Linked DNA regions of Homo sapiens: all the other regions are linked to region 1. Evidence: chromatin loops called from intact Hi-C (ENCODE). Cell type or tissue: endothelial cell of umbilical vein. All regions are shown on one strand.

What was found. Peaks named below come from ENCODE experiments on the same cell type or tissue, not always from the same donor. Only the 100,000 strongest peaks of a DNase experiment are listed, where the experiment ranks them.
Region 2: it touches region 1 in a loop (5-fold over the local background); 65 of 110 quality-filtered maps call a loop at or near these places.
Region 3: a loop joins it to region 1, with 25 times the contacts of the local background. A loop is called at or near these places in 63 of 110 quality-filtered maps.
Region 4: it touches region 1 in a loop (5-fold over the local background); 4 of 110 quality-filtered maps call a loop at or near these places.
Region 5: it touches region 1 in a loop (7-fold over the local background); 96 of 110 quality-filtered maps call a loop at or near these places.
Region 6: it touches region 1 in a loop (6-fold over the local background); 2 of 110 quality-filtered maps call a loop at or near these places.

Annotation. Positions count from the first base shown.
Region 1 is chr14:61,458,836-61,463,835 of GRCh38, forward strand. The region is part of intron 9 of PRKCH (protein kinase C eta); the gene reads left to right. Among named protein-coding and RNA genes, the nearest start is that of PRKCH-AS2, 84 kb to the right of the region's middle. RefSeq lists a silencer at 2,516-2,810. In endothelial cell of umbilical vein, a CTCF peak has its summit at 3,116 (motif pointing right); DNase peaks (open chromatin) are centred at 2,526, 3,106 and 4,216; H3K27ac peaks cover 1,068 bases.
Region 2 is chr14:61,294,507-61,299,506 of GRCh38, forward strand. It overlaps PRKCH-AS1 (PRKCH antisense RNA 1), which reads right to left. Exons shown (of 5, transcript NR_186042.1): 4 at 3,694-4,010; 5 at 194-1,224. It also overlaps a transcript of PRKCH not described here. Among named protein-coding and RNA genes, the nearest start is that of TMEM30B, 16 kb to the left of the region's middle. In endothelial cell of umbilical vein, a CTCF peak has its summit at 2,599 (motif pointing right); a DNase peak (open chromatin) is centred at 2,645; H3K27ac peaks cover 268 bases.
Region 3 is chr14:62,124,413-62,129,412 of GRCh38, forward strand. It overlaps the pseudogene SERTAD4BP. Among named protein-coding and RNA genes, the nearest start is that of LINC00644, 13 kb to the right of the region's middle. In endothelial cell of umbilical vein, a CTCF peak has its summit at 2,689 (motif pointing left); a DNase peak (open chromatin) is centred at 2,629; H3K27me3 peaks cover 2,328 bases.
Region 4 is chr14:61,353,037-61,358,036 of GRCh38, forward strand. The region is part of intron 1 of PRKCH (protein kinase C eta); the gene reads left to right. Among named protein-coding and RNA genes, the nearest start is that of PRKCH-AS1, 33 kb to the left of the region's middle. RefSeq lists enhancers at 2,375-3,574, 2,855-3,149. In endothelial cell of umbilical vein, no CTCF peak of the experiment used is centred here; a DNase peak (open chromatin) is centred at 3,075; H3K27ac peaks cover 2,590 bases.
Region 5 is chr14:61,728,824-61,733,823 of GRCh38, forward strand. It overlaps HIF1A (hypoxia inducible factor 1 subunit alpha), which reads left to right. Exons shown (of 15, transcript NM_001530.4): 7 at 3,595-3,701. The region is part of intron 1 of HIF1A-AS3 (HIF1A antisense RNA 3); the gene reads right to left. Among named protein-coding and RNA genes, the nearest start is that of HIF1A-AS2, 18 kb to the right of the region's middle. In endothelial cell of umbilical vein, a CTCF peak has its summit at 2,133 (motif pointing left); a DNase peak (open chromatin) is centred at 2,128.
Region 6 is chr14:61,891,984-61,896,983 of GRCh38, forward strand. The region is part of intron 1 of SYT16 (synaptotagmin 16); the gene reads left to right. Among named protein-coding and RNA genes, the nearest start is that of SYT16, 82 kb to the left of the region's middle. In endothelial cell of umbilical vein, a CTCF peak has its summit at 2,667 (motif pointing right); a DNase peak (open chromatin) is centred at 2,688.

The sequences.
Region 1 (5,000 bases):
ATCAAGGGGGGAAATCTGCCTCATGATCCAATCACCTCCCACCAGGCCCTTCCCCAACATTAGAGATTCCAATTCAACATGAGATCTGGGTGGGGACACACAGCCAAACCATATCATGCCCTTAGCAAGGGAGGCTGGAAGAGCAAATATCAGGCCAAGATAAGCTGGCAGACCATGATTGGTTCACACCAACCTTGATTCAGCCCCTGGAGCAGGGCATTCTGCTTTTATTTAGAATCAGGCTCAAAATTGGGCTTTTGGTATCAATGAAGAGGGAAAATGGCCCTGGAGAAGGCACCAAGAGGGAGGGTCTGCCACAGATGTGTCAGAATCTTGCTGTCAAAAGGCATTCTGGGAGAGTGAATTCTGGGCATGTTCCTGGCCTGTGCCACCATCAAGGAAGTAGGGGATTCCACGAGAGCGGGATAGGGGCATCTGACTGGTCAGGGAGGCTGGCAATACACCTCTAGGGAAGGTAAAGCCATGCTGGGACCAAACGAGTGAATTAGAATTAGTTAGGCAGAGAATGAAGGTGAATATGTCATACAGGGTCAACAGCACACTATGGGTCTGCTGGTGAGACAGAGCATCAGGTGTGAAGGAGGCTCAGCACACACAGCATATCGAGGTTGAACAGGGGCCTTGAGAACTGAGGCAGCCGAGGTGGGCCAGGGCCAGGCCATGAAGAGCCTTGTAGGCTGTGTTAAGGGGTTTGGGTTTAGTCCTGAGAGCAATGGAAAGTCATGGAAGAAGTGGAAGCAGAGGAATGACGTATCAGGTTGTATGTTTTAATTATGAAAATCTAATTTCTTGCGATAGGTAATATAAGTATCCTCCAAATATTCATATCCTTTCTCCGAAAGAAACAAGTATTGCTCGTTTTATTTATAGCCTTTGAGAGAATTTTCTGTACATAAAAGCATATATATACAGCACATATATGCATACATGTTTATCTTTTAAAAACACAAATAATAGTATACTTTGCCCATGATTCTGTATTTTTAAAATTTAATTAATCTATTTTTTGAGACAGGGTCTCACTTTGTCACCAGGCTGGAGTGCAGTGACGGTTATGGCTCACTGCAGCCTCAAGCTCCCAGGCTAAAGCTATCCTCCCACCTCAGCCCCCTGAGAAACTGGGACTTACAGGCACATGCCACCACACCTGGCTAATTTTTGTTATTTTTTTGTAGAGATGGGGTTTTGCCATGTTTCCCAGGCTGGTCTCAAACTCCTGGGCTAAAGCAATCCACCCACCTCAGTCACTCAAAGTTCTGGGATTACAGGCGTGAGCCACTGTACCTGGCCACTTTATTTTTTTAAGACATAATATTAATAGTATATATTGGAAATTGTTTTGTATTTCTATATACCAAGCTGCCTCATTTTTAATGGCTGCATAGTACTCCATTTTAGAACATGACATAATTAATTTAACTTTTCCTCCTCTGTTGCTATGTATTGTGTTCCTAGTCTTTTATTTCAGTCATTGTTGCAGTGAGTCCCCTTGTACTTTTGTCTTTGTGTGCTTATGCTGGTGTTTCTGTATGACACATTATTAGTAGTAGTATTGCTTGGTCAAAGGGTATATGCATTTCACATTTTGATTGAGTTCAATTGCCCCCTCCCCCATTGTGGTTAAAGATAGTGAACGTTTTATTGTCCATGTACCACACATTGTTCTAAGTGCTTTATGTCTGTTATTTAATCCTTATAGTAACCCTCTGAAATAAGTTCTGTTATTATCACCCCATTTCACAGAGGAGAAAAGTTAGGTACAAAGAAGCTTAGTTCCTAAGTGGCAGAGAGCGTTTGAAGCCAGGTGGTCTGACGGCAGAGTCCAGGCAGGCTCTTCCTATTTGCTGGGCTGCGTCTCTAAATTCACACTCCCAAAGCTTGAGTGAGAAGGTGCATTTCCCCGCCTTCCCATCATGGCATGCTCTCTGTCATTTGGATCATCTCAGAGTTAGAAAAATGGTATATTTGAAGTTCCAACTTGCATTCCTCTAACTGTGAGTGAAGCTGGGCGTTTTCATACATTTCAGGGTCACTAGTATTCAAATCTGTGTTGGGAGGGCCACATGCAGCCTGGAGAATGGGTGGAGCAGAGAAGTCTGGGAGCTTGGTGACAGGACGCACTGAAGGAGATACATGGCTTGGACTCCCACGCCACCCCAGCGTTATCAAGAGAAAAAAAAATGGGGAGGCAGCTAATGGCTTCGTGGGCCTCGGCTCCCCTGCGCGCCTCTCCCTTCCCCTCTGCTCCTCATTGGTCCTCAGTGGCTCTTGATGGCCCTGGAGCCCATGCTGCTCCTGCCCCCATCCTCTGCTTTCCCTCTGCTGGATTGGTCCTTGGTTCCCCTGGAGCTCCAGTTCTCCCTGCCCCACACTGCTCCCTGGAGTAGCCTTGAAACGACTTCCTTGGCTGGGCACTTTGCCAACGTAAAGCCCCTCCCCTGCCCTCACCCCCTTGTTGGGCTCTTTTCTTGGAATAGAGGAGTGGAGTTACAGCTTGAGGCTTGAGAGGGATAGCTGGTAGCTGATACTGGTTGCCCGCCGGGGTTTCAAGCGCCAGCCTCCTGAACACCACCATGAACACCATGAGTCAAGCCGCAGAGCCAGGTGACCTCTCAGATCTTCTTCCTAGGGCCTGAGCCAAACATCACATGGTTTCCTATGACATGAGGTTAGATCATCTTCACCAGGTGGTAACCTTTGAGTCAAGCAGTCAACTGATATTTAGTGAGCTTACCTGGTCTTGCAGCAGCAATGGTTCCAAGTTACTACTGCTGAAGCAAAGAAAGAAGTATCTCATACCTAACAGGGGAATTTGATCTGTAAAAGGAAATTCTGGTGATTATAAGCAAAGATCTCATCAACAGATCATGTTATGGTAGAGTAAAATGAGGAAGTAACCTGGAACAGATTGGGAACCCAATCAATATAGCATATGCAATCAAAATGTTCCAGGAAAATGTATAAATTCTACAGTATACCAAAATTTTAGCGGCCACATGAGATTCCCAGTGTTTAGTGGGTGAAGCCTTTACTAGCATTGAAGTCTATTTTTCCTAGTGGAAGTTTTATGTTTGACCACAAGGTGGCAGTCATTACCGCAAAGTTACTTTTATTTCTCCACCAGAGAAACCAAAGGCATGGAACTGCCATTGCGGTTTAAGATGTGTGTGTTGTAGTAGATGTCTCCAAAGCAAAGGATAAAGGGAATGTACCCCTGCTTTAGGCTAAATGATAAAGAAGTAGTGGGAACCCACTTCAAAGAAGCAAGTGAGGCTGGGCGCAGGCAGCACTTTGGGAGGCCGAGGTGGGGCAATCACTTGAGCCTAAGTGTTTGAGACCAGCCTGGCCAACGTGGTGAAACCCCGTCTACTAAAAATACAAAAAGTAGCTTGGTGTGGTGGTGCATGCCTGCAATTCCACCTACTCCAGAGGCTGAGACAGGAGGATCGCTGGAACCCGGGAGGCAGAGGTTGCAGTGAGCCAAGATCGTGCCATTGCACTCCAACCTGGGTGACAGAGCACGACTTTTTCTCAAAAAAGAAAAGAAAAAAAAGCAGCAAAGGAGATTTTCTAATGCTGAGATAGAGGTATACAATTTTAGTTTTGCTGTCGTTGTTGCCTTCTTTGAGGTTTGCAAGGTATCGGACTCCACAGTACACATAGCATTTGCTCGCTGTGCATTCGTCTGTTGGAAGTCCTTATTTACTGTTGTAAAACTATCCCCATTTACTGTTGGAAAACTAACTATAAAGAACAGAAAGTGTTACTTGCTATGAGAAGTTACAGCAGAAAGATGCTTACTTTTTAGCTGCCCAGTGTTGCAGGCCCTGGCTTCTCAAGTAAGATGCTAATCAGTGTGTAATGCTGAACTGTGACAGTCTCCCCTGGAGAATTTAGGAGTGAGAGGGGGTGTTGGAGCCACTCTACCTGCAAAGCATTTCATTGTGAGGGCCTTTGTAAAAACAGCACTCTCCTCATGCAGCCCTGTGGAATCAGTCTCTCTGAAGCCCAGAGCAGGGCAGTAACTAGCCGAGGATCCCTTAGATTGTAAGTGGCAGAGACAAAGTTCAAGTTTAGGTCAGGCTGACTCTGACTCCATATGTTGTCTTATTCCGCATTTAGTTGGTTGATTCAGCCTCGGCTTAAGCACCTCCTATCTGTCTTGGCTCCCCTCCAACCTGACAATATGGAAATGGCATTGCCCTTGGGAACAGAAAACCTGAACTGTGTTTTAGCTTTGTTTTCCACCATCTAAATGGCTTGAGTCTGTCCTAAAATTCCTTTGACCCTTAAAGTTCTTATCATTAAAATGAAAACAGGATCGCTGTGAGGGTCAAATGAGAGAATGCAGAATATTTTGTACAGTGCGAAGTGCTGTTCAAAAGTGAGTCAGTTCAACTGTGGTGATGACCCCCTCCATCCTCACACCAAAGGAAAAATGTCCCAGGGCTTCCCAATGGCCAGCCCAGACACCCACATGGAGGGGACAGCAAACATTGAGAAGGTAAGTATTTTATAGGTCCTTTTGTTCTTGGCAAAAAGGAAATAGTAAGCAAATTTCAAATATTTGATAATTTATCAAGATTGCTACAAAGGTTTATGAACCCATAGATTATTTCCCCTTTTTTTTTATAATCATATACACTGCTTACAAGTATATAAATGGGCATCCTTATCTGTTTCTGATAGCACTGCAAATCCTAATAGTTTGTGACTAATTTGATAACCTGTACTAAAACTCACAAAATGTATACTCCTGGATCTGTTTTTCTGATAATCTGGACTACAAAAATAATATAAAGAATAAAATGTTATTCATAAAGATGTTTAATTTTCAGTGCTTTGTTTATATATATTTTTTTGGTCAACATCTCTCTAATCCTCCAGCCTCTGGTAACCACTATTCTATTCTGTTTCTATGAGTTTGGCTTTATTTGATTACACATATCAGTGAGATTAAGCTGCATTTGTCTTTCTGT
Region 2 (5,000 bases), 160 kb before region 1:
TATCTAGTATATTAGGCTTGTGTCACCCAAGCATGTGATCAATATAACCCTTCATTCAAGTCACAAATAAAAATCTTTTAACTGTGATGGTAGATTTATTGATGGAATATAAGATGAGAATTGAATATATTGTTGCAGACCTATTTACTGTCATAATAAGATATCAATAATACACTGAAGACCGAATAAAAAGTCATTGAATATTATGCGTTTTTTATTCATTGTTGTTACAAATGTGTTTGAACATAAACATACAAAAAGGCCTGCAAGGAGATGCACCCCCCGCAAAAAAAATATCAGTATATATCTCTTAGTGGTCAGGCTACCAGTAATTATTTGCTTTCTTTTTAATTCCTATACCTATCTTCTTTTTTTGTTGCTGTCAAGACACAGTCTTGCTCTGTTGCCCAGGCTGGAGTGCAGTGGTGCGATCTTGGCTCACTGCAACCTGCACCTCCCGGGTTCAAGCGATTTTCATGCCTCAGCCTCCCGAGTAGCTGGGACATGCACCACTACTCCAGGCTAATTTTTTATATTTTTAGTAGAGACAGGTTTTGCCATGTTGGCCAGGCTGGTCTCGAACTTCCAGCCTCAAATGATCCACCTGCCTCGACCTCCCAAAGTGTTGTGATTACAGCCATGAGCCACCACGCCTGGCTCTTGTACCTATCTTCTAAAAAATAATGTAATTGACATGCAGTTGTTTTATAAACAGAGAACATGAAAAAGGATTCTGTATTTTAAAAAAATTCAAAAGAAAAAATATCAAAGAGAGTCCTGTGGTCTCTAAAGAACTTCCAGGTCTGAAAGACTGGTTTCAGATTGCCATGTTGCACAGAATTACTGGAAAAGATTTTTAAAAACATCTCCCCTGGGAGAGTCACCAGGTGATACTGATGTTGTCAGTCCCTGGCCAGCTAGAGGACACAGCCATGTAATTTAGCTATTGACACATCTAACTCCTCTGCCTCTTACTAAATATGGGACCTCAGGTTACTTGAATTTAATAAAAAAATTTTGTTTCTCCTGAGCGGCAACGTGGAATAGTAACATGAAGGATGGTAGTGAGGCTTAAATGGGGTAATGCCGAATCCAGTGCCTGGCACAAAGTAAAGCCTAGTAAGTGATACGTTGGTCTCCATAGCATCTAGCCCATGGTTCTCAACCTTATCCATAGGTGATTCCATACCACACGTCTTCCTTCTTCTCCCTTTGCAGCATATTCTAGACCAAGAGGAAGTAAAGAAAGCAATGGCTTAGTATGGCTGTTACTGTTGCTGCCCATTTGTGGAAATCATTGTTTCGAATGCTCTCTGCATAAAGTGATAACCCCCGATAAATAACTTATATTTTCACCCTTTTTTTTTTAAACCCTTTGCTGGTTTTCTTGTGGCTTTCCCATTATGGTGGAAATCCCCCTTAGAATTCAGGTAAGCCTGGAAGTTCATTCAAGAAACATTTGCAGTTGTGCCTGAAGCGGTCGGCTAGGGATTGATATGATCTTCATTCCCCAAAGAACTTGAAGCCAAGTGGAAAAGACAAATCAGTAAAATACCAGTTTCCACATCATAACATGTTAGAGGAATTTTTGTTGTTTTGAATATCTCACTTGCTGGGAGAGAGTAAAAGGGTAAACTTTATTTTTAAAATTCCTTTTTCAAATAGAGCAGGATATTTAAAAAGCAATTCTTATGGGGGAGTTACCAATTTTGTATAGAATATGGTTCAAACCACTTCAGAAGGGCTGAGATCAAAGAGCCTTAATCTTGAAGAGGTCACAGAGCTATGAGGCATTGTTCTTGGGGTAGCAAGCTTGGCAGCTCCTCGGGGGATCGGCTAAGCTGATACACACCCCTGCTCCTCCCATCCCTTCTCCATGTGTGCTGTACCACTTCCACACTTATGCCCCCAGAGTTGGGTGGCAGTGTGAGCAATGGAAAATTCCTTTGACCCCAGAACTGAGCTGTGAAGGTCATGCCACGGGGTGCATCTTTCCAAAATAGAACCAATGGATCTCAGCTCAGCTTCACTTTCTTTCTCTAAAGTCCAAGATACGTTCAGTAGCCCCATAATCTCCTCTGTCTTGAAGGGCTGCAGGGAGAATGGTTAGAATAGTCATTTTCCATGCAGAAGACTGGCCATCTGCTAAACTTGTAGACATCAAGATAATATCCTTTTATCTATCCCCCTAATCTTACCCTCCCTTTAAAAAACTATCCTAAACATATTATTTCATCCAAGGTATTTCTAATGATTTTGTTTCTGTGGGAATAGTGTATACGCATGAGGAACCCTATGTATTATAGTTTCAGGTGATTGAAGAGTGAAAGTAGAAAGTTGTAAAGTGCATATAAGTTATGGTTTCAGGTTTGTCATGAATTATTTTAATTTAACATGTGATCTGTAGTTATCTATGCAATATGATCATTTGTAACTCACATGATTGTAACTCACATGACAATGACTAAGGCAAAGATAAAATTTTTGTAGGCAAGGGCAGTTAACTATGCAATTTTGAAGCTTGTAATGTATTAGATTTTACTATTTTATTATTATTTCAGTTCTGATTCCCTTTCTTCTTCTTTTGGCTTATGGTTTGTGACCATTAGATGGCACTGTGCATCTCAAATATGGAAAGCACTTGGCATTCAAATGCTAGGCTATGCAGAAGAAAGTAACGTGCATTAGTTAATATTTTCATGCTATGGTTTCAATCAGGGTAGAAACATTTTATTTTTCATATAAAATTTGCCAATGTTACAGTTTATTAAGGAGAAATCCAGAATGTAATTCCACAGTCTTATGAAACTTACCTTGCATACAGAAACTATTCCTTTCTGTGTGACACAAGAATAATCCCTCTCAAACTTAGACTTGGGCCTGGGGCTCCTGAGTCAAATGAGAGAATACAGTTCCTTCACCTCCACTTCAGAGCATTATGCTGCTGATTTTCTAAGAATGTTGGTGAACTCATATTTGTCTGCTGCAGTGGTCTCCAACCTTTTTGGCACTAGGAACTGGTTTCATGGAAAACCATTTTTTCATGGAAGGGGAGGAGATGCTTTCAGGATGAAACTGTTCTACCTCACATAATTAGATATTAGATTCTCATAAGGAATGTGTGACCTAGATCCCTTAAATCCGCTGTTCAGGATAGGGTTTGTGCTCCTGTGAGAATGTAGTGCTGCCACTGATCTGACGGGAAGTGGAGTTCAGGGGGTAATGCTGGCTTGCCCGCCACTCACCTCCTGCTATGTGGCTGGGTTCCTAACCGGCCACAGGACTGTTAACTGTTCGTGGCCTGGGGGTTGGGGACCCCTGGTCTAGTGTGTTCTGTCATTTGTAGGTCCTTATCACCAGAAGCATTTGCTTACAAATAGGACGCAAATTCATTTACAAATTACAAATCATCTGAGGTGCTAGTCTTAACTCTAGAAAAGAATAAAATTAATTGGCTTTCAATCCCAGGAGCTAGCTTTTTTACTCTCATCTTTAATCAGCTAATGGAAGATGATGTTACTGACATTTCATCCCCAGACTTTGTCCCCTACATAGCACAGCCCTTGATACACCAACAATCTCTTTGTTCCCCTTAATCTCCAGCCTTCTCTCCTACTGTACAACCCCTTCACTCCAGAGCTCTGCCTGAGGCCTTGTGTCCTCTCCTTCTACAACTCCCCTGAGCAGTCTCACCTGTGCCCAGGACTCCAGTTCCTTGATGGTGTTAACGTTTCCCAGTCTGTATCTTCAGTCCATGCAGCCACTTCTTCCACTTGGATGTCTTCAGGCACTTCTAAACTTAACTCATCCAAAATAGTGCTCACTATGCCCAACTTCAAACTTAGTGTTCCCTCTCTCAGGGAATGCCGCCGTCATCAGTGACATGCCCCATGCAGAGATCTGAGTCAGGATCAACCTTCTCTTGCTCTCATCCCTCAACTTACCCAGGGATGAGGGGAAGAGCCAGGATTTGGAACCAGGAAGTGCAGCTCCACATCACGATCCCTAATCTACAACATGATAGAGAAAACAAATAAGATACATATTCATTTACAAATTACAAATTATCTGAGGTGCTAGCCTTAACTCTAGAAATGTGAAACAGATTTTCATTATTTTAATTGAGGATACTAGTATCTATTTAATAAAACTTTGTCATGTGGCCCTGTTTCAGTACGTAGATATCTGAGAGTAAGAGGGTAGTTTTTTTGTTTTTGTTTTTGTTTTTACCAAAACTCTTTTTTTCCTGCTTTTTACTGTTACCAGCGGTGAATCCCTCTGGGTCTGCAGCAACCTCAATTCTTGCCTCCTCAGAAGAAAGAATTTGACCAAGGGGCATAAAGCAGAAAGATAGTGCAAGGCAAGTTTTAGAGGAGGAGTGAAAGTTTATTAAAAAGCTTTATAGCAAGAATGAAAGGAAGTACACTTGGAAGAAGGCCAAGTGGGCGACCTGAGAGATCACGTGCATGGTTTTACCTTTTGACTTGGGGTTTTATATGTTGGCATGCTTCTGGGGTCTGGTGTCACTTCTCCCTTGATTCTTCCCTTGGGTTGGGCTGAGATAAAAGCACTATCTTATGTTCAAAGATCACATAATGTAGGGTAAAGGAGAATAACTTCATTTACACCATGAGAACACAGTGTATAGGTGCCGTAAGGGACATGTGTACTGGTGGACATGGGTACAGGGAGGGAGAATTTAAATCCTCATGGTGGTTCCAGAAAGATTACACTGAAGAAGGGTCTGCATGTGCAATGGCCAGCCAGTGCCTGGGAGGGGCTGCATGCTCAGTGTGTTTATTGGAGTTGTATGCATGCTCACCTGAGGCGTTCTTACCTTACCAGTCAAAAGTTCCTAGAAGGTCATATATACCAGTTAAAGTCTGCCATGTTGCCTCCTAATGCACATGCTTGAGCCCACTCGCCCAACTCCTGAGATCTTATCGGGAAGCTGCGGATCACAACTTTCAGGTTTTTTCTACTGGGAGACTGCCTTCCCC
Region 3 (5,000 bases), 670 kb after region 1:
TCACCCAAAATGCATGACCAGTGGCAATACACCAGAAATATTTGGAGTTGTTATAGAATCTGTACTACGTTTTTTCAACTTGATCATTTGCAATATCTTCTTGCAGTTTTTTTTAACTGTCTAATTACAATCTAGTATCTTTGGGAGGCAGGGTGGTGGAGTCTTTGAGTCAGAGCTAGGAGGCCAGGCTGGGCTCTGCTTCTATGTGGTAGATTTGTGACTAATGGCACAAATAAGGTCTACAATTTGATTGAGTGTTTACTATATGCTAGGCACAGTGCCAGTCACTTTCCATGAATTATTTCAATGATCTTATGAGCCAGTGTTATTTCTATCCTTACTTTACAAATGAGATTTCTAGAGAGTTTATGTAATTTGCTCAAAGTCACTCAAATAAGAAGCAGCAGAGCTGGAATTCAGACCACTTCCATCTGACTTCAAAACCCAAACTCATAGCCACGTGCCAGAATGTAAATTATTGAACTCGTCTGGGCTGTAGTTTTCTCATCTGGACACTGAGGAGGCTGAATCAGGTGATGGATACATAGTTATCAGCTCCGAATGTTTTGAGTTCTAATCCAGCCAAGCAAACAGATGTAGGAACTTATGTTTGCTATATATTTTAACCTAAAAGTGGCTAGAACCATCCTCCAAAATTGATACTGAAAACATTTTAAATAGCTAAACAGCTTTCAGGGAGATAATTGTCAAACTGATACCAGCTGTGAAGGCTTTTCAGCATTTTAACAACCCATGTGGGTATTTTTTAAGAGCAATAAACTAAATGGCTAAGTGTGTTGCCCACGGAGGAGCTGAGACTCAAATCTAGAACTCCTGGGAATTTTCTCTGTATTTTCAGGATCTGATACATTCAGTATATTAGGCTAATTGGTTGATGATAGCCAGACAGTCTTTATGAACCTTGGAATCATTTGATATGATTTTTTTGGTCTTGATCTGTCAAATAAAAATATCTTTCCTGGAGGTACACTTGGGATCCAGAACTATAAGTTTATTTGTCATTTGGTTCTCTAATCTGCCACCTGCCTTCCCTTGTATTACTCATTAAAAGATTCTTAATTGGTCATAAATGCTGTAGATATTGCATTACATTGGAAGATAAAATGAGCAGACATTTTAAAAAGATACATATAAGAAAGTCATGTTTGCTCATGATGAAGTTACTCATCTCATTTTCTAGCCTTTTCTCACTGTCACCTACACTATAGTAATTCATTAGAGCTTGTTAAAAAAATTAGAGACCTGCCCAGCTATCATGCTAATAATAGCCATTGATGCTTCTCAATGTGAACCCAGGAAAAGTGACTTCATTCTTCACTATTTAGTTAAAATGCAGTCTGGCTTTGTTCATGAGGCTAAAGCATCTAAGCCAGTGTAGGGAAGCAATAGCAACAACAACAACAATCAATCAAACCAATTGCCTGGCATTCTATTGATATGGCAATCAGCTGATTGACTGAATGTTCTGCTCTTAACTTGTTGCCATAGTGCTACTACTACACCTGCTGAATGCTGCAACCTAGAGGCTCTCAAAATGCAATCCCCAGACTGGCAGCATCAGCATCACCTGGAAATTTGTTAGAAATGCAAATTCACTGCTGCTAGCCCAGATCTACTGGATTAGAAACTCTGGGGGTGGGACCCAGCAATTTGATTTAACATACCCTCCAGATAATTCTGATGCTCACTAACATTTGAAAACTACCATTACATCAATTAGTGAAACAGTTTAAAAAAAAAGTACAAGTAATTGTCACACGGGATAACCCAAAGCTTCACCTAATTATTTGATTAAATCCTTAAAAAATATACCAAAGAAAATGCAGTTTACTAAAAAACAGCCCCTGAGAAACCTGGTTTCAGTGATGCTTTCTTTGTTCTCTCTACAATCAGCTTTGTTCTTCTTTCCTAAACTTTTGAAATCATTGAAAACTCTATATAAGCTGAGTTTGCTTACTGAATTCAGGGACTGTGTAGGTATAGTAGTAGCAACTATTGTCTTTGCTTCAGTTCACTTGTGAATTATCATGACATATTCATTTCTTTTAAGATCAGATACACCACTGTTTTAAAATTCTTCATTCCCTTAACAAAACATAACAACTATAACTTAAGGCTTTCTTGGGTTAATAATCCACAGTGATGTCAGTGGAAAACTGGAATGCTTGGGAATGATTTTGTAGCTTTTCTTACTGACTGAGGAAAATCATTTAGCTACAAAAAGTTGCGGGAAGCTTTTGTAGCTTAGATGCACTGAGTTGGAGGACAAACTAGAAAAAGCAAATTCTTGAACACATTTAAAATATTTAAGCTTAGAAAAATTTAAGATTTTAGAGGAAAACCATCAAATGTCTTGCTGTAGATTTATTTAACTAACACATACATTATTCATTCTTTTGTGAACTAAATGGTTTCAACACATAGAAATATTTGAGGATGTGTATTAAGGGTAAAATAAATTATGTTTAAATATGAAGTTTCTTTCTGGCCTGGTCCCCCGAGGTTGAATGAGAATTGAACTGGACTCAATTTGTTTTCTAAATTCATTCAGTGCTTTCTCTAGAAGCTGCTTGTCTTTAGCTTTCAAAGTAGATCTTGCCTCCTTTTTGTGATATGAGTGCCACCTAGAGTACACTCTGAGAACTCCCTTAAGCACTATCGTTAAACTAAACGATAACTGAAAATTGGCTTTTGGAACTCCGTCCTTCCTTAAGCAAGTAAGAACCTCAGTAGCAATCGTATTTTAAAGGAGAAAACAAAGGTCTTCACTTTCAGTATTATGACAAGGTCAAGTTTGCAAGTCAGAACGTTACCTAAATCTTTCATTTACTTAGAACACCATTAAACCATGTGTTAGGACGATGGCTACACCATAATCATATCATAGAGTGTTTTGTCTACAGATACACCATTATTTCTTTAAAGTGTAATTGGGCTGCCAACTATTTTATGCCAGTTTGATTAACCTAGTGACACTAAATGATCTCTCTGTATTAGGCAGTTTAACTAAAAGAATGATGAAAAATTTCTTTTCTCCTCCCATTACATTCCATTTCAAATTTGGGTGTGTTTTGACATTAAATGGCATGAAATAAAATAGTATATTGGTATTTGACTTCTGAGGGGCTGCATAAGGAAATAAACATGAGTATCCTATCTAGAACATCTGTTTTGGGTCTGAATGGTGGTATTTTCCTGCCTGCAGGCTTTTCAATCCAGGGCAGTTGTCACTGCTTCACCACGTTGAAGGGAGAATACCAATTTCCAGGATCACCAGTTTATTTTTATAGATAAAAGTTATATTATAAGATACTATTTGCCACAATAAAATCTAACCTTTCCCCAATTATTTTATTTGTTTAGCTTATCCAACAAAAGTATTAACATATACATTAACAACGTCGAAAGTAGCCTACTTTAAGAGAAAATATGCAGAAGAAGAAGATTTACATCAAGATTACCATGGGTATTTTCCAAAAGTAAGGGTTTACTTATTATTATTTGTTCATTTTCATGAATGTTGTCAACATAAAAAGCTGTAGTTTTTGTTTTTCTAAATATAGATTTAATGATCATGTTTGCTTTCCAGCACCTGATATTACCTGAGGACAGAACTTGCATTCTCAAACTTTCTCTGGAGAAGCTCAGGTTTCTTGAAGACCCAGAAACCTACTTAAGAAGGTCTGTGTTAATTAACAATTTGCTGAGGAAGATACATCTAGAGACGGAGAAAGAGAGCTATGAATACTTTAAAGAAGCTCCCTGTTATAAGACTGCATATTCTGATACAAGAAAACGGCTGAAGTTTATGGTACAGGAATGCTGTTCTCAGTCTCTCTATTATGAAGAGCTGCATTCGTATCATATTGTGCCTTATGCTTCGGAGAATGCCATTTATGAAATGGGCTACACTAGCAGCCACTTGGAGCAAAATTCTCAGTTGCTTATTTATAAAATGAATTAAAGTAACTGTTAAGTCCATTGATACTTTGTTTCTAAATGCTTGAACTGTTTATAGTGAAGATGTTAATATAAGGCACTCATTACCAGTGCACTTGATATCAAAGATGAGATGCATGCTGAACTGATTGGAGAGAGCAATGGTTATTACTCAGCAGTCCTTAGAATCATCAAATTGAATAGAAAATATGTTCACATATGATAAAGCGGTCAATTAGTGCTTTAGAAGCAAAGATTTTTTTTAAACATAAGATGTGTAGGAAGGGGCCTACGTTAAACAATTACACAGATGAAAAATTTTCTTTTATGCCTTGATTTCCAAATTCTGCCACTCTTACTGGAAAGTAATGAAAGTAACAGATTAAATTGATAATGCCATGTCCCTGAGGATGAAGGGTGGAACACATTTAATTTTCTGTAAATGATATGAGGAAGGGCTGGTTCTTTCTGAAGTGCTTTGACTTGTCAAGCATTGTGCCAAATAATTGACACCATTCTCCTTTTACCATTAGTAGCAATTCGAGATGGGGCAAAGACACTGCAACTAAACTGCTGAATGTAACAACCAGATTACTCCAAACTGATCCATTGTACTATTTTGCGGGGAGGGCTTAGACTTTTCTCTTTAAAAGTGAATTTTAACGAAATAGCCTTGCAGATGGGCTTATCTATAAGTTCTACAGGTTGGTTAAAATTTGTGGTGGGCCTTTAGTTAGCCGTTTACATTTTATTTGTTTTTTTTTATAGGCTGTGAAGCTCAGGAAAAGGGTAGGCAGGTAAAATTTGTTTTTAATGAGTTGATACTTTTTAGAAACCTTATCTGCAAAAATTAATGAGAACAACAAATTCCACATGATGTTATTTCTTCATCTAGCTAAGAGTACATTTAAGGCTGCCTGGATGAAACTTTGCACTGATTTTTGTATAATAGTTGATCATTCACTATTTGACAAATTGTTTCAGAATGCCTTTGGTGGTGAAGTTTAGATAAGTCCCTATGTTTTGCAATTTTACAGATA
Region 4 (5,000 bases), 110 kb before region 1:
ATAAAGATTACACATTGCCTTATGTCAGTTCAGGTAAGATTTTGACAACAAATGTTACAAAATTTGTTTGGGTTTTGAAACTTTTTGAATATTGGGATTGTAGATAAGAGATCGTGGTGGACCTGTATAGCCAAAGTGGGGAAAAATCTGGAAAATGAAGCATCGAGCACTTAGCAATACTTTTCTTGAGTGGAGAAGTAGGGTGGAATTATGGGGGACTTTCATTTCCCAAGTTATATTCTTTACTAGTAAGCATGTATAATTTTATAATCAGAAAAAATGATTAAAGATACTTATGAGATATAAAGATTTACATAAAGTAGCTGGAAACATTTAACCAATCTGTAGCTGTTTGAGACTTATTTATATTAGGACAACTAAGACTTGTTTTCTCAATTTTTCAAACTTTTGTAATGTGATTATATTTCATACACACTTAAAATTTTTTGTAGGTGATAGTATTGGGAAAAACGAAAAGGAATATGTGATCGTAATTAAAATGTCAGTGGATAAAAATAAGGCCCTTGGAGTACCCTGTGGGAAATCAGGAGCCACTTCCTCCTGGATGCTTTATGTAGCACATTATACTGACCTATTAAATAATGAGAATCAGGCTGGGCATGGTGGCTCATACCTGTAACCCCAGCACTTTGGGAGGCTGAGGTGGGAGGATCACATGAGGCCAGGAGTTTGGGACCAGCATGGACAACATAGCAAGACCCCATCGCTACAAAAAAAATAAAAATATAAATTAGCCAGGCATGGTGGCACATGACTGTGGTCCTAGCTACATGGGACACTGAGACAGGAGGACTGCTTGAGCCCAGGAGTTTATGGTTACAGTGGGCTATGATTGCACCGCTACACTCCAGCAGGAGCAACAGAGTGAGACCCTACCTCTGAAAAAATAATAATAAGAAGAATCACATGGATGAAGCAAATGATGATAACCAAAATATAATGTATGGGAGATCACTTTATAAAGATGTAAGGCTATACAATAATTTAACGTGTTTTTGAAGTAACATTGCAATTCCTAAGGGGACCAAAATGAATGGTTGGTCTTAATGGGCTTTGTCTGAAAATTGACTGGAACAATTGCTTCCAAACAGAAGATACTTGGAATTTCATATATGGAATATAGATGAGATGGTTGGCATTTGACCATTTAATTTTATCAGTCAATATAAAATGATCTATATTATTCTTAATTTTCACACTTTTCCATATTTCTAATCCTAATATACTCATTTGTTGCCTTTTCCCACTTAATTGTATAATTGCAGTTCCCATGTTGCTTATAATAGCTGCATAATATTTCAGTCACTGGTTTACATAATTTACCATCTTCTTATTGCTGTTTCTATTTGTGTGTGTGTGTGTGTGTGTGTGTGTGTGTGTGTTACAAATAACACTTCCGTACCTATAGCTGTTTCTTTTTCTTTTCCTTTTTTTCCCCCTATATTTAGGGGTTGTTTTCTTAGGGAATATTTTTTTCTGAATGCGTGAGGAACTTAAAGTTTATTCTATAAGCATTTATTCAGCATCTACTGTGTACAGGGCCCTGGAGATACAGAGATGAATTTTAGAACCTGTGCACAAGCTGTCTCCATTTCCTGGACTCTCTTCCTCCCTCTCCCTTCACCTGACGAATTCTCCATTTAAATCCCACTTTGCCAATGAGGCCTTTATGTATTCCCCAGAGTATTTTAGGCTTTTCTGTACTTTTTCTTCTCATTTAGTCACAGTTATATTGTGTACATCTCAGAATAACTAAGATTACTTCATTTTTGCCTTCCTCATTAGACTATTAAACAGTAAACTCTGAGAACAGGTTTTATGTCTGATTTATTTTCCTTGGTACCCTCAGTACCTGGGACATTATGTCTGGCATATACCAGGCACAGAAATTCAAATGAGTACTTGCATAAATGAATTAGATGAACAAATATTTGAATATGATTCTTGCCTTGAGAAATTTAGATTAGAACTGAAAAATGGATTCAATGGATAATTTCGATGATGTGTAAGTGCTTTATAGAAAATAGAAAATAAACCTTTTCCTAGCTATTATCTTTTCCTCCTTTACAGTGAATCCCTTGGAAGAGGATTCAATTCCAGCAAGTCATTTAATGTCTTACTTTTGCCCATACTCTGCAGCAGAAATGGGCTTGTCTTATTTTCTGCTAAAACTGTTGCTTTTCTATGCAAATCCTACTTTATTTCTCATTGCACTGAACACCATTATCATTCACCTTTTTCACTTCTTTTTGACATGTTGGTTATCTTTGTTTTTTTTTTCTTATTATTAAAAATCCTGTTTCTTCAGCATCCCCTTTTTCCTGGTCTTATCTGATAGCTGTACCTATTCTGCTGTTTATGACCTTTTAAAAACTGTTAGCTCCTTGAGGGAAGGGATAGTGTGATCTTTTGGTAGGAGACTTTAAAAGATCCACTTTCTTATATTTTAGTGTATCCCTTGGGTCAAATGGAGGATTTTTTTTTAAAGGATGATCATCAAATAAATATTTTAAGTAATTTGACCAAAATTTATCTTCTTACCTTTTTACTAAAAATATACACTAAATAATTTTAAGGGAAGATTTTATAGTCTCATATTCAACATGGAAATTTCTTGATTAGTATTGCCCTGACTTTATTGGTTGCTTCACGGGTGGCTTCTGAATTCATTTCTTGGAATGTTACTATTCAGGGCCAACTTTGTTAGTATTGCTACGTTGTGATTTAATTTTTTGCCACTTACACATTCTAGCCAGTCTGGAAGATCTCCACCAAAACACCTGTATAGTTCAGTCTGAATTTAGAAGTGTCACTTGCAAGAGAGGCAGCAACGTCAGGCCCGTGAGACTCAAGAGAAGTCTCTTTCCATGATAGATCTTCTTATACTTGGTAGAAACTGGCAAGTGACTCACCAGGGGTGGAAGCCTGGAAAACAGCCTGCCGAGGAGGGTAGTCTTTCTGGTAACACATCGCCACCCCTTTGAAGCATCCAGAGAACCGGAAGAGCAGGAACTGCCTGTCAGACTGACTGAGCGCTTGGCATTCTTTCATGGAAAGATGACAACTCATCCAGGGTGAAAGAGGAAGTGGAGGGGGGTGGCAGGGAACAGGAGGGTGACCTTACATTTCCATTGTTTTGCAGGCTGCCTGGTCGAGTGCAGTGGGTTGTTTGGGGGTTGGGAGGAATTGGAATCATGTACTTCTATTGTTGCTGTCCAAAGTGGATGTCCTGTGCTGTGTTGCCAAGGAGGGGAGCTTGTACCCATTTTATCCTTGTGCTCCTTCGTAATCCAGATGGTTTGTGATCTGATATTTCTTTCGTGCTTAGCCCTGGACTCTATCGGTTAGAATCCTAGTATCATTTTAAGAACTGGGATTCTCCTATGCCAAATTTCTGTGAAATCTGAGAGCCAACAGACCGACATATTTTTCCGGGCTATCTCTGGCTTTGACAATGGCATATTTTGAGTGTCAGTTGATTTTTGTCTCAGTTTATTGGCTTAAGTAGTAAGAGTCAAGGGATTGAACTGCAGCAGTAGTGTTATTTTGATAATTTATTAAGTGTTGTCTTGGGAGATCTTGGGGGGAAAAAGAGTTTAGTTTAGTTCTTTCTTATAGGAAATTTTGTTTTGTTTTGTTTTTGAGATGGAGTCTCCTTCTGTCACCCAGGCTGGAGTGTGGTGGCATGATCTCAGCTCACTGAAACCTCTGCCTCCCAGGTTCAAACGATTCTCCTGCCTCAGCCTCCCAAGTAGGTGGGATGACAGGCACCTACCACCACGCCTGGCTAATTTTTGTATTTTTAGTTGAGACAGGGTTTCGCCATGTTGGCCAGGCTTGTCTCGAACTCCTGACTTCAGGTGATCTGCCCGCCTCAGCCTCCCAAAGTGCTGGGATTATAGGCATGAGCCACCACACCTGGCCTTATTTAGTTCTTTCTTACTATGGCTAGAACCCTCCCAAGAGTAAAATAAAGACTTCAGTGGACAACCAGTGGTGAGTTCACTTTCTAGAGAATGGCAAGTCATCGGAACACTGGTCAGTACTCCCAATTCTATGGCATATCTGCACATCTGCCATCTTTGGTCAGCAACCCTCCAGGACTGCCTTCTTCACACCTGTGCGTGAACTTCCAAGCTATACTGGGCAGGTTGGTGCTGCCCGTTTCTCCCATGCTATTTAACGATTACTCCATGCAGTTACTGTTCTTCTTAAGGCCTCTCCACCCGCCTCACTCTTTTAACATATGACTTTGTATCTGACTTTACTAAGCAACTTGAAACTTCTTAGAATGAGCTCCTCCATTTCCTGTCCTGATGCCTGCAAACTTATGTGTAGTCACAGTTATCTTCATCTGGTTTTCTCCAGGGGTATCCCATCTGCTCCTGCATCCTCCTAGGCCTTGCTCTGTTAGTCATTGTCCCTCCCTCTCTTTCTAATTTTCAGCCACATTTATTTACTGTCTGTTTCTCCCTCCAATGTGTTACTGTCTCTTTCTCCTTGGCTGTCAAATGTTCTCTGCGTTTTCCATTTTTGTGCTTCTCGTACCTACTAATGACTTACCTATTTGTCAACTCCAGTGGACACGCTATAGTCCTTATCTTTCTGGAGCTTCTTCTTGTATTTAACCCAACACATCCACTCTCTTCTCTAGAAGAGTTTTTAGCTTCTGCAACCGTCCATGCTTCTGTTCTCTTGCTGCCTCTATGTCTTGTATCTCCTTGGTGGGCTTCTCTTCCTTTGCCCACCTGTTACTGTTGGAGTTTAGTTCTGGGAGTGTTGCTTTTCTCTCCTCATATATACTCTGGCCTTGGGACTTCATCTGCTCTCTAGGTTTTCACTCTCTGTGTGCCAGTGATTCCCATGTCTCTGCCTTGCACTGCCTGGTGACCAGATTCTGCTGGTTGTCATGTGAGTATCTGAAAGCCTCCTTAAATTTTCCAGGAGCTGAATGCATGACCATTTCTCCTAAACCTCCC
Region 5 (5,000 bases), 270 kb after region 1:
GTCCTAATGTGAAAATCAGATCATGTCATTCTGTTGTTGAAAATGCCTCAAATGCTTCCCTCCATCTTTGCACACAAAAATATTTTGTTTATAAAAATACTAGATGAGGGAAGTAAATTTTTCATTTATCAAAAGAAGATGTGTATTTTAGAAGACTGAAAAAAAATAGACCTACACAATACAATCTAAACTTAGCATGGCAAACAAAGATATTTATGCTCTGGCCCTAACTCTGTCTTTGGAATCAGATGTTAGATTCACTCATGGCTTGCAGCTCTGATACTTACAATGTGGCCTTGGCCTTGGTACTTAACTGTTGTAAAATTCACATTCCTTATCTATAAAATAAGAATCATGGCTGGGTGGGGTGGCTCATGCCTATAATCCTAGCACTGTGGGAGGCCGAGGTGGGTGGATCACCTGAGGTCAGGAGTTTGAAACCAGCCTGGCCAACATGGTAAAACCCCATCTCTACTAAAAATACAAAAATTAGCTGGGTATGGGGGCACATGTCCGTAATCCCAGCTACTTGGGAGGCTGAGGTAGGAGAATTGCTTGAATCCAGGAGGCGGAGGTTGCAGTGAACCAAGCTTGCACCACTGCACTCCGGCCTGGGAGACGGAGTGAGACTCCATCTCAAAAAACAAAAACAAAACAAAAAAAAGACCTCAGAAGGATGTTGTCAGGATTAAAGGAGTCCATTGAGTGCCTAGTACAGATAGTGAATGCTTCACTACTGGTGTCAACTTTAAGAAAATGAATATAGAAAAGCTAAGAATTATTTTAAGGTGTTTACTACTAGCATGTAAATGTATGATGGGACAGAGATTTCCATCCTATTTTGAGGAATTATTTTTTATTTTTTTGAAAACTTAAGGTAACAAAGTAGAGAGGAGGCCAGGGAGAAAGGAAGGTAGTGGAGCAAAAATGAGAAAGGGAGTGACATTCCCCTCTAGTTATAGCAGAAAATTAGCAAAATGATCATGACAGGAGGTAACAGTAAAGACAGCCAGCTCATATATCAACCAAGACAGTTTTGAGTTTGACCAGCAGACTGTTATTTTCTGGTTTAGAGCTCTTTCCAGGAACTTCTTGCATCTATAACCCCTGAGAACCAAGCTATGGAAAAAATTTTGCTCAATTTTAAGAAAATCTAACATATCAAGCTCCTCAACTCCAAAATATTCCACAAATAGCTGCTATTTACTATACTGAGTAATAATCATTTAAAATTATTCAACACTTTATTTGAGCATCTACTATGTTCATGGCACTAAAGTAGAAATGAAGATGAACAGTTCCTGCCTCAAAATAAATGAGTAGTATACTGCTTTAGATCATGGGTTTCCTAGTCCATTAAAAACACTTTTTGGTCATATTTTCTGGACACCCCGACCCTTTTGGTATAGAATATAACCTATGTAATTCTCTAAAGTTAAATTAACCTCACTTTTCTTGCTCTAATATGTGTAAAACTGACCTTCTAGGAAAGCATATACAGTTTATATTTTTGACTTCTTGGTATCTTTTAGTGATAGACATACCTCAGATTGAGAAGCACTGATTGACATTAGATTAAATCAGAGCTTCCTATGACAATATAAACAATACCTTCATTAATCTGATCCCCCTACCTACTTCTTCAGCATCATCTCATATCTGTCTCCACTAATCATATTATAGAATCTTTGTTACCTGCACCATGTTAAGCATTTTTAAAAATCTTTTGTTTATACCATACCTTTTTCCTGAAAGCGGTTTTGCCTTTCCTTTGTCTCTAGTCATAAGTCTCCTATAAGAGGCTGTTCCTCATTCTACCATTCCTTTGCATGGATAGGATTCCATGGAATAGATTCTCATCACTGCATTTATCACATTATTTCCTAAGTAGTACAGTACATCTACTGGAAGATTAGCCACGTATTGAGTTTTGTCTTTGCATTTTCATGCCTAGAATAATGCCGGGCACACATAGGCATATTAAGATTTGAATAGTGAAAAAGTTTTTAATTCCATGGGGATTTTATTTAAACAGAAAAATATAAGACCAATTAGAATTATTTTTAAAGCATAATTTCAAGAAATATGACTGATTTTGTTTAAAAACATGTTTTCCTTTATAATGCTGCCACCTGGTGTTGCTGTGTTTAGAGATGTCCCTTTGTAAAGAATTGAGGGTTTGAGTTGAGTTTGGTTTGGTTTTTGGCAAATCAGCTTTTCCTTTGTATATTTATTTTGTAATAAACTATGGAAGATCTTGCCTTTAAGTGTGAGAACACAAGCAATGTTACTTTTATACCTTTATAGAATATCTTGCCTATGTCCTTCCTGTAGTTAGGTAGGGTTTTTTTTTTGACACACAGCATGTTATATAAGGTTTGCTTGCACCTCGGTAGGAAAGTCCTCTGAAATCTAAAGGCTGAGAATCTAAAAGCTTAACTCATGTTTTGCTCCTAGAAAGACTTGAGAAGAGAGTATTTCTGTTCAGCATGGTACTAAGAAGACAGCTTTCTCTTCCTCATGTCATGGTTGCCATTTCATACTGCTTACAGAGAATAAGATCTAGTCTCTGTCTTAAATAAAGGTCTACTCTCTGCCAGCGAGCTAGATAGGGTAATTGGATTGTTTTCCAATCTATTTTCATTTGAAATATTGTTTTATCTGAAATTACTCCCATAATTTCATGTAATGCCAAAAACTAAACTAAGTACAAGAGCATCTTCAAAAACCAACATAATTCCTTTAGTTCCCATTTAGTGTAGATGCTCTTTGGTTGATGATATTAGAATTGTGTAATGGCTATTGATCTCTCAAAGTGAGGTGTTGCCTAGGGGCTTAAAAGTTACTACATAAAGAATTTGGCTTTATGAAGAAATGTTACAGATTTTATCTATATTTTAAAATAAGTGTAAGTGACTACCTTTATAACTTTTACCATGTAGTTTAGTAGTATTTCTTATCTGTTTATTAATACCCTGCCTTGTTACCAAAAGTATGTATAATGAGATGTAATAAGAATAGGTAACAAGTAGGCTGGGCACGTTGGCTCATGCCTGTAATCCCAGTACTTTGGGAGGCCAAGGCGGGTGAATTACCTGAGTTCAGGAGTTCAAGACGAGCCTGACCAACATGGAGAAACCCCATCCCTACTAAAAATACAAAATTAGCTGGGCATGGTGGCACATGCCTGTAATCCCAGCTACTTGGGAGGCTGAGGCAGGGGAATCGCTTGAACCTAGGAGGTGGAGGTTGCGGTGAGCCAAGATCACACCTCATTGTGCTCTCCAGCCTGAGCAACACGAGGGAAACTCTTGTCTCAAAAAAAAAGACCAGGTAACAAGTTTGGGTGAACAGGATTAAAGAGTTAAATAACAGGAGGAATCTAGAGGACTTAAAGAAATGTGTGGTGTTGGATTTAATAACTGTAGTTGCCAAAGGTGAGGTGTAAATTTATTCTAAGCAAAGGAGGATGCTCATTTTTGAAAATTCACTTGTCCATAAGATTAATGCCTATCAGTTAACTTGGGAGGAGAAAAATTTTTCTTTATCAGTGTCTCCCTTTTTTTTCTTAAATCTTGTATTTTTTACTAACAGAATTACCGAATTGATGGGATATGAGCCAGAAGAACTTTTAGGCCGCTCAATTTATGAATATTATCATGCTTTGGACTCTGATCATCTGACCAAAACTCATCATGATAGTAAGTACAATGGAAGAACTCAGAGATATTCTAATTACTTAACTGTTGCAACCTCTGTACAGTTTGGCTACCCATCTAATTCTCTGGTTAAAAGTTCTAGACTAAATGTGTTAACAGGCCTATTCAGTAGAGATCTTGACCATTTTGTGTTTTGTATGTGTTGCAACAAATATCAGTAAAAATAGAATCATTTAATCATAGAAAAAACTTCCTGGCATTTTAAATACAAAGACTTTTGAAAATCCAAATATTATAGAGTATTGAATAGCATAATTTTCAGAATTCACATAAATACTCAGAACAGTGGTTGGTATGTAAAAGGCACTCAGAAAGTATTTGTACAATCAATGAATGTGAAGGTGGTGAACATCACCTTTGGTAATAAGTACCATTTTAAAAAATGCTTATAAGTGCATAGTTAGGTATTTATATTTATGGGTTCATGAAATATTTTGATATAGGCATGCAGTGCATAAGGATAAATGGAGTACCTATCACCTCAAGCATTATCTTGTGTGACAAACAATCCAGTTATACTCTTTTGGTTATTTTTATTTTATTTTATTTTATTTTTTTCTTTTGAGACAGGATCTCACTCTCGCCCAGGCTGGAGTGCAGTGGAGCAATCTCAGCTCACTGCAACCCCCGCCTACCGGGTTCAAGAGATTCTCCTGCCTCATCCTCCCAAGTAGCTGGGATTATAAGCATGTACCACCATGCCTGGCTAATTTTTGTATTTTTAGTATAGACAGGGTTTTGCCATGTTGGCCAGGCTGGTCTCGAACTCCTGACCTCAGGTTATCCACCTGCCTTGGCACCCGGCCTCTTTTAGTTTCTTTAAAATGTACAATTAAATTATTTTTTACTATAGTCACCCAAAACAAGTACCTTTGACATAAGATTTGATTCTGAATTTTACTCAAATGAATGTTAAGATCCCCAAGATAAGTTAAACTTTGGACTATCTCACCTGTTTAATCTGTACCTATGCATGACTTCCCACTGTGCTTGAGGATACCTGAATATCACTGAGTTTGTGTGACTGATCAGCCTTGAACTCAAGAGTAAATCCAAGTCTGCAGTCAGGACACCCCAATCCTCAAAATAATACCATCATTAGCATTTATTTAGTACTTTCTCCCAAATCAGTATTTAATTTAAATTGCCAAAAGACTTACAATGTGGTATCAATTTATATTTAAATATGCTACATATAGCTTTTTAAAGCATCTTTGGTTCTCTGGAAACCATAGTCAGAATTTAAGGAAGTTATTGTGGCACCATTTTCTTGAAAAAGGC
Region 6 (5,000 bases), 430 kb after region 1:
TGACTCATCCAGGGGCGAGGCTGACTGGGTTTGGCTGGACTGAAGCATTCAAAGGAAGATCTCACTTCCCTGCCTCCCTCCTTCCCTTCCTTTTCTCCTTTTCTCTCCACTTACTCCCCTTTCTGCATCTCTGCCCCTTCTCCTTCGCCCTGCATCCTCCCACCATAAACCTCTCCTCTTCCTCCCTTCTCTCTCGCTTCTTCCTCGCATCTTTCCCCTGACCCTCCGTCTCTCTGACTCTACCTTCCTCACACCACCCTGGCCCCTCTCTCCATTGCTTGCTAATCTCTCTTTCCATCCCCTTGATTTCTCTCTCCCTCCACCTCTAGCTGCTACTCTCGCCCCGTCTGCCTCCTCTCCTTCACACCTCATGCTCCTTTCTCTCTTTGCCCTCGCTTTGTCCCCACTGCTCCCCTGGCCACCCTTGGCCTCCATTTTCTCTCATGCTCTGCCTTCCATTCTTTCTCCTTCCCCCATTTATTCTTCCTCACCCCAGCCCTCTCATGGCTCTGTTGCTCCCTTTGCTAATTTTGTTCCAGGGCTGACTCTCCTCCGTGGTGACCTGCCTGCTGCTCCAGACTTGTATCCCCAGCTTGGCCTTCCCAGTGGAAAAAGAGTTTCCCTTTCACAATAGTTCCAGTAAAAAGTCTCAGGATTGACTCTCATTTGGCTGATGTGGGGACCAAGAGGCTTTAGAACCGATGGGGGGTGGTGACATCCCTTTCTGAACCATGTGGACTGAAGTTCAGGTACATCAGAGTGCTGGAGAAGGGGAATTGAGGACTGCATTCAGAAGAAAGGGGATTAGATACCGGGCCGGCAAGAAAACTAAGGCACCATTACTGTTCCCATTGGCCAGGCTTGGTTGGTAGTGGCTGTAACAAACAACCCCCACATCTCAGTAAAATACAGAATAAACGGTTTTTTTTTTTCCTTCCCTTTGCCACGGTCCAGTGCAGGTGGGGCCGCCTTCCACAAGCCTTCCTCAGTGTGGTGACTCAGGTGTGGTCCTGCTGTACTGGAGTCCTTCACTTCCAGGGCATCAATAGGAGGAAAAGAGTATAAAACAGGCCGTTATAGCGACACTCATGTGGTGTAGAGAATTCCTGCACACTTCCCATTAACTGGAACCCAGTTCCTGTTCTTGATCTTACCAGAAGAGATACTGGGAAACTTCGTGTTCTTATGTGCCCAGAAAGAAAGTGAATGTGGTTTGGGGAGCACACAGCATTGTTATGGCCATAGCCAGGCTGTTTGGATACATAATTGGATGACAAGCAGCTGGTACTAAACCAATATAAAGTTAACGCTGGGTATTTATGACTTGTACGTTTATGCTTTCCTCTGAAATGCCTTTCATTCCTTCTTTGATTTTAGATATTGTCCTGAAATTCTGCTTTTATGTGAAGCCTTCCAATATGGCACTGTATAAGAGCTTAGACTTTGGAACCAAATGGCATAAGTTAAGTTTCAGCTTCCCCATTTTCTAGGGGGTGACCTGGAGCAAATTAACCTCATCAAGCCTTTGTTTCCTCCTCTCATATACTGTGCAAAAAGAATCATTAATAATAATCCAGATTTAAAAAGCATTCAAATCACTTGGGTGCTTGTGACGTTTTCTTTTTTTAGCTGTAATTTTACTTAGCAACTCAGTGAAGCTCAGCAAATCAGTGGTACATCTGGGCGTGGGCTGCACTGTAGGCTCCCATTTTCCATCCACTAGAATCTTATGATTTCAGAGCCAAAGGGAAGTTCAGTGGTCACCATTCCAACCTCCCCATTTTACAGAAGAGGAAACTGAGGCTCAGGCAACTTGATTGTGCACATGGTGGCAGAGCTGGAGGTAGGTCCCATGTCCCCCGATTCTGCATCTTCTGATTCCGCATCTGAGAGCCTGTGGCTCCTCTCTCAGCGGTGGCCTTTTTCTTTTGCAAATCTTGTTACCTCAACACATCAAAACCTGGCAGTCTAAGGAGAAGGCTCCTCAGTTCTACCCCACAGCTCAGGAAAAAAAGGCCTGGCTGGCATGGTGGCTCATGCCTGTAATCCCAGCACTTTGGGAGGCCAAGGCGGGCAGATTACCTGAGGTCAGGAGTTCGAGACCAGCCTGACCAACATGGTAAAACCCCATCTCTACTAAAAATACAAAAAATTAGCCGGGCATTGTGGCAGGTGCCTGTAATCCCAGCTACTCAGGAGGCCATGGAAGGAGAATCGCTTGAGCCCGGGAGGCTGAGGTTGCAGTGAGCAGAGATTGCGCCATTGCACTCCGGCCTGGGCAACAAGAACGAAACTCTGTCTCGAAATTAAAAAAAAAAAAAAAAGCCTGTTCATTAGGTTCTCGGTTCTCTCTCCGTACCCACCCCCTGCCCCCCAAATCAAGTGTAGACATCTTTTTTGTGTTCTAGACATAAGACCGTCCTATCTGCAGCAACTGTGGTTTAAAACTTTTTGGTTTTACAGAGATGGCTGCTGCAGCTCAATGAGAGGTGATAAAGACATAGGTAATTGCTGTAGAATAATCCTGCTGCCAAGAAGATGATTGAACTCCCACACAGAAGGTGAACAGATGGTATATTTATTGAAATTCATAGGCTGTGAGATGGAATAATTTAACTGATGGCTGGGCACCCTCATTTCAGATTGAGGGAGGTTCTCAGAAGAACAAGTGTGCCGCTAGGTGGCGTGATTATCTAGGGCCCAGTGTGGTCTTCTCAGAGAGGGAGGCTGGATTCTGTGCACACTCAAGAATCACTTCATTTCCTAATTGGGATGACAAATCTTCCCTGTGGCTAAGTAGGAAACCATCATGTTTTTAAAACTTAAAATCGCTTTAATTATAAAATAAATATTTACCACTAAGGACTTTTGCATGGAAAAAATGCAATCAAATGACAGGATATCAAATTACCAAAGAGATGGGGTCATGGCTTGTTGGGGGGCAGTTTCTGGACCAGGAGTAGCTGTGGGCTCCAACACTGTCTCAAAGCATTGGCCCATCTGGGCCCAATGACATTTGCTCCCTGCCAGCTGCCTCACTCCTCAGCTCTGCCCACTGCTTGCAGTGCAGAACGGCAGAAACAACGGGGGCTCTAGAAACCTCATTTTTGGAAGTTGGTATCGTTAATGGCATTATATCAGAGGAAGAATAAAGGAATCCATTGTGAACTAATGTGAAGGAATGGAGGTAATGATTAGATCGCACAGGTAGGTTGATAACAACTTAACCTCTGATGGTTTCCCATCCTTATCTCTTTTGTTTAGTTAAATTTTTTTTAAAAAAATCAAAGTTCTTCCTCTAATGCTGAATCCCTCTGGCTTCCAAATCTAGAGCACCAAGAAACTTTGCCAGTGACTTTGGGATGCCCACACCTTGCTGATTTTGTGTGGGTACCACTTCCTGCTTATGTTTGATTTCATAAATGTGTCCACTTTTCAGCTCAGCAAATATTCATTGAATCTTTTTCTTGTTCAAGCTGTTCCTTTTTGTGTCTGAGTTTTCTCATCTGCAAAATGAATATAAATACTTGTCTCAAAGGGTTGTTGTGAGGATTAAATGAGTACTTTTATGTAAAATGCTTAAAACAGGGCCTGGCAAATAGAAAGTACTCAGTGAATATTAGCTGTATTTTACTATTACTGCTACCCCCACCACTAGCTACTATTGTATTACTACTACCACACCACTGATGCTGCTGCTGTTACTATGTATTTCTACTATATTGTTACTACTACTGCTACTGTTACTCTTGCATTACTACCACTGTTACTCCTACTATTCTGAATTAATTGGATTTTTGAGTCTTTATTACCCTGAATTGTAAAAAAAAATTAATCTTGTCAATTTAAGGTACATTTATTCTGCATTTTTAGGTAAATATTAGTTATTTAGGAATTTTTTTCTATGATCACTTCTCCTCAGAGGATGAGCTAACCTCTTAGGGTTTTATCTCCAGCCTGGCAGTGCGCGTGGGGACAGTGTGGTTCATGATTGCCCTCTGTTTGCGCTGGGCTACCTTGTCATTACTGTAGTTTGTTCTTTGGTCTTTGCCCTTACACCTCTCTGAGATCTCAACTGGTCGCTTTGGAGCCATTTTTTTTTTTTTGGAACTTGGTGGGCGTGGGGGATGGGATGGGTAGAAACCGGTCAGAATTTTCCAGATCTTCTCTGGCCCTGTGCTTTGTGAGGCTCAGCTAAGGCTTATTCTTGCTTATATGGGCAAGAACCCCCATACGTCACTCACACACTGCTGTGGGGACCAAGCTGGACTAGAGGTCTTCCTGCAAGGTGTACAGGTCCCCTGGGCTATACCTGGGAAGTAATGTACAAACCCCTTTGTCCTGGAGTCCCCACACTGAAGTGAGGTTTTATCACATAATTGCCTACTTCATTTCCACATACCTACTCATAGTGGAAAGGGTTTTGGGAAGAGGATAGAGTGTCCTTGAGAAATGCTTCTAAAGTCATAGCACAGAGAGGACTAGTTGAAGGCTCAAGTATATTGTCAACCATGAAGTTGTGCCTTAACAGTTGCTCTGGAACAAAATCCTTGGGTATGGCCAGTTACCCATTCAGACTGAAAATGGGTGGTGGTGGTAAGGCCAGAATGAGTTAATGAAAATTCTGGGTTATAGACTACAGAAAGAAATAGAGGTTTTTGGACTGAATACATGCCCATTCAACATAGGCCAGTAAAATATGCCAAATAGGGACCTTGTCACACTTTAAAAAATGAATATATAATAGTGTTTTCACTTATATATGTTGTGCTTGAAAATATTTTGCTTTATGCACTTTAGATGCTCATCTTATAATTTTGCATTATTTATAAAGAAATATGTAAACTCTAGCCCCCTCCTCCCATATCAAAAACTCAAAAAGAAATGGTTAATAAAGTTTCCTTTTATGTATTACTTGGGACCAGAATTAGTTGCTTGTTAGAACTGAGATTTATCCTATTAAATTGAGATGATCTAAGACAGAGGTCAACAAACTATGG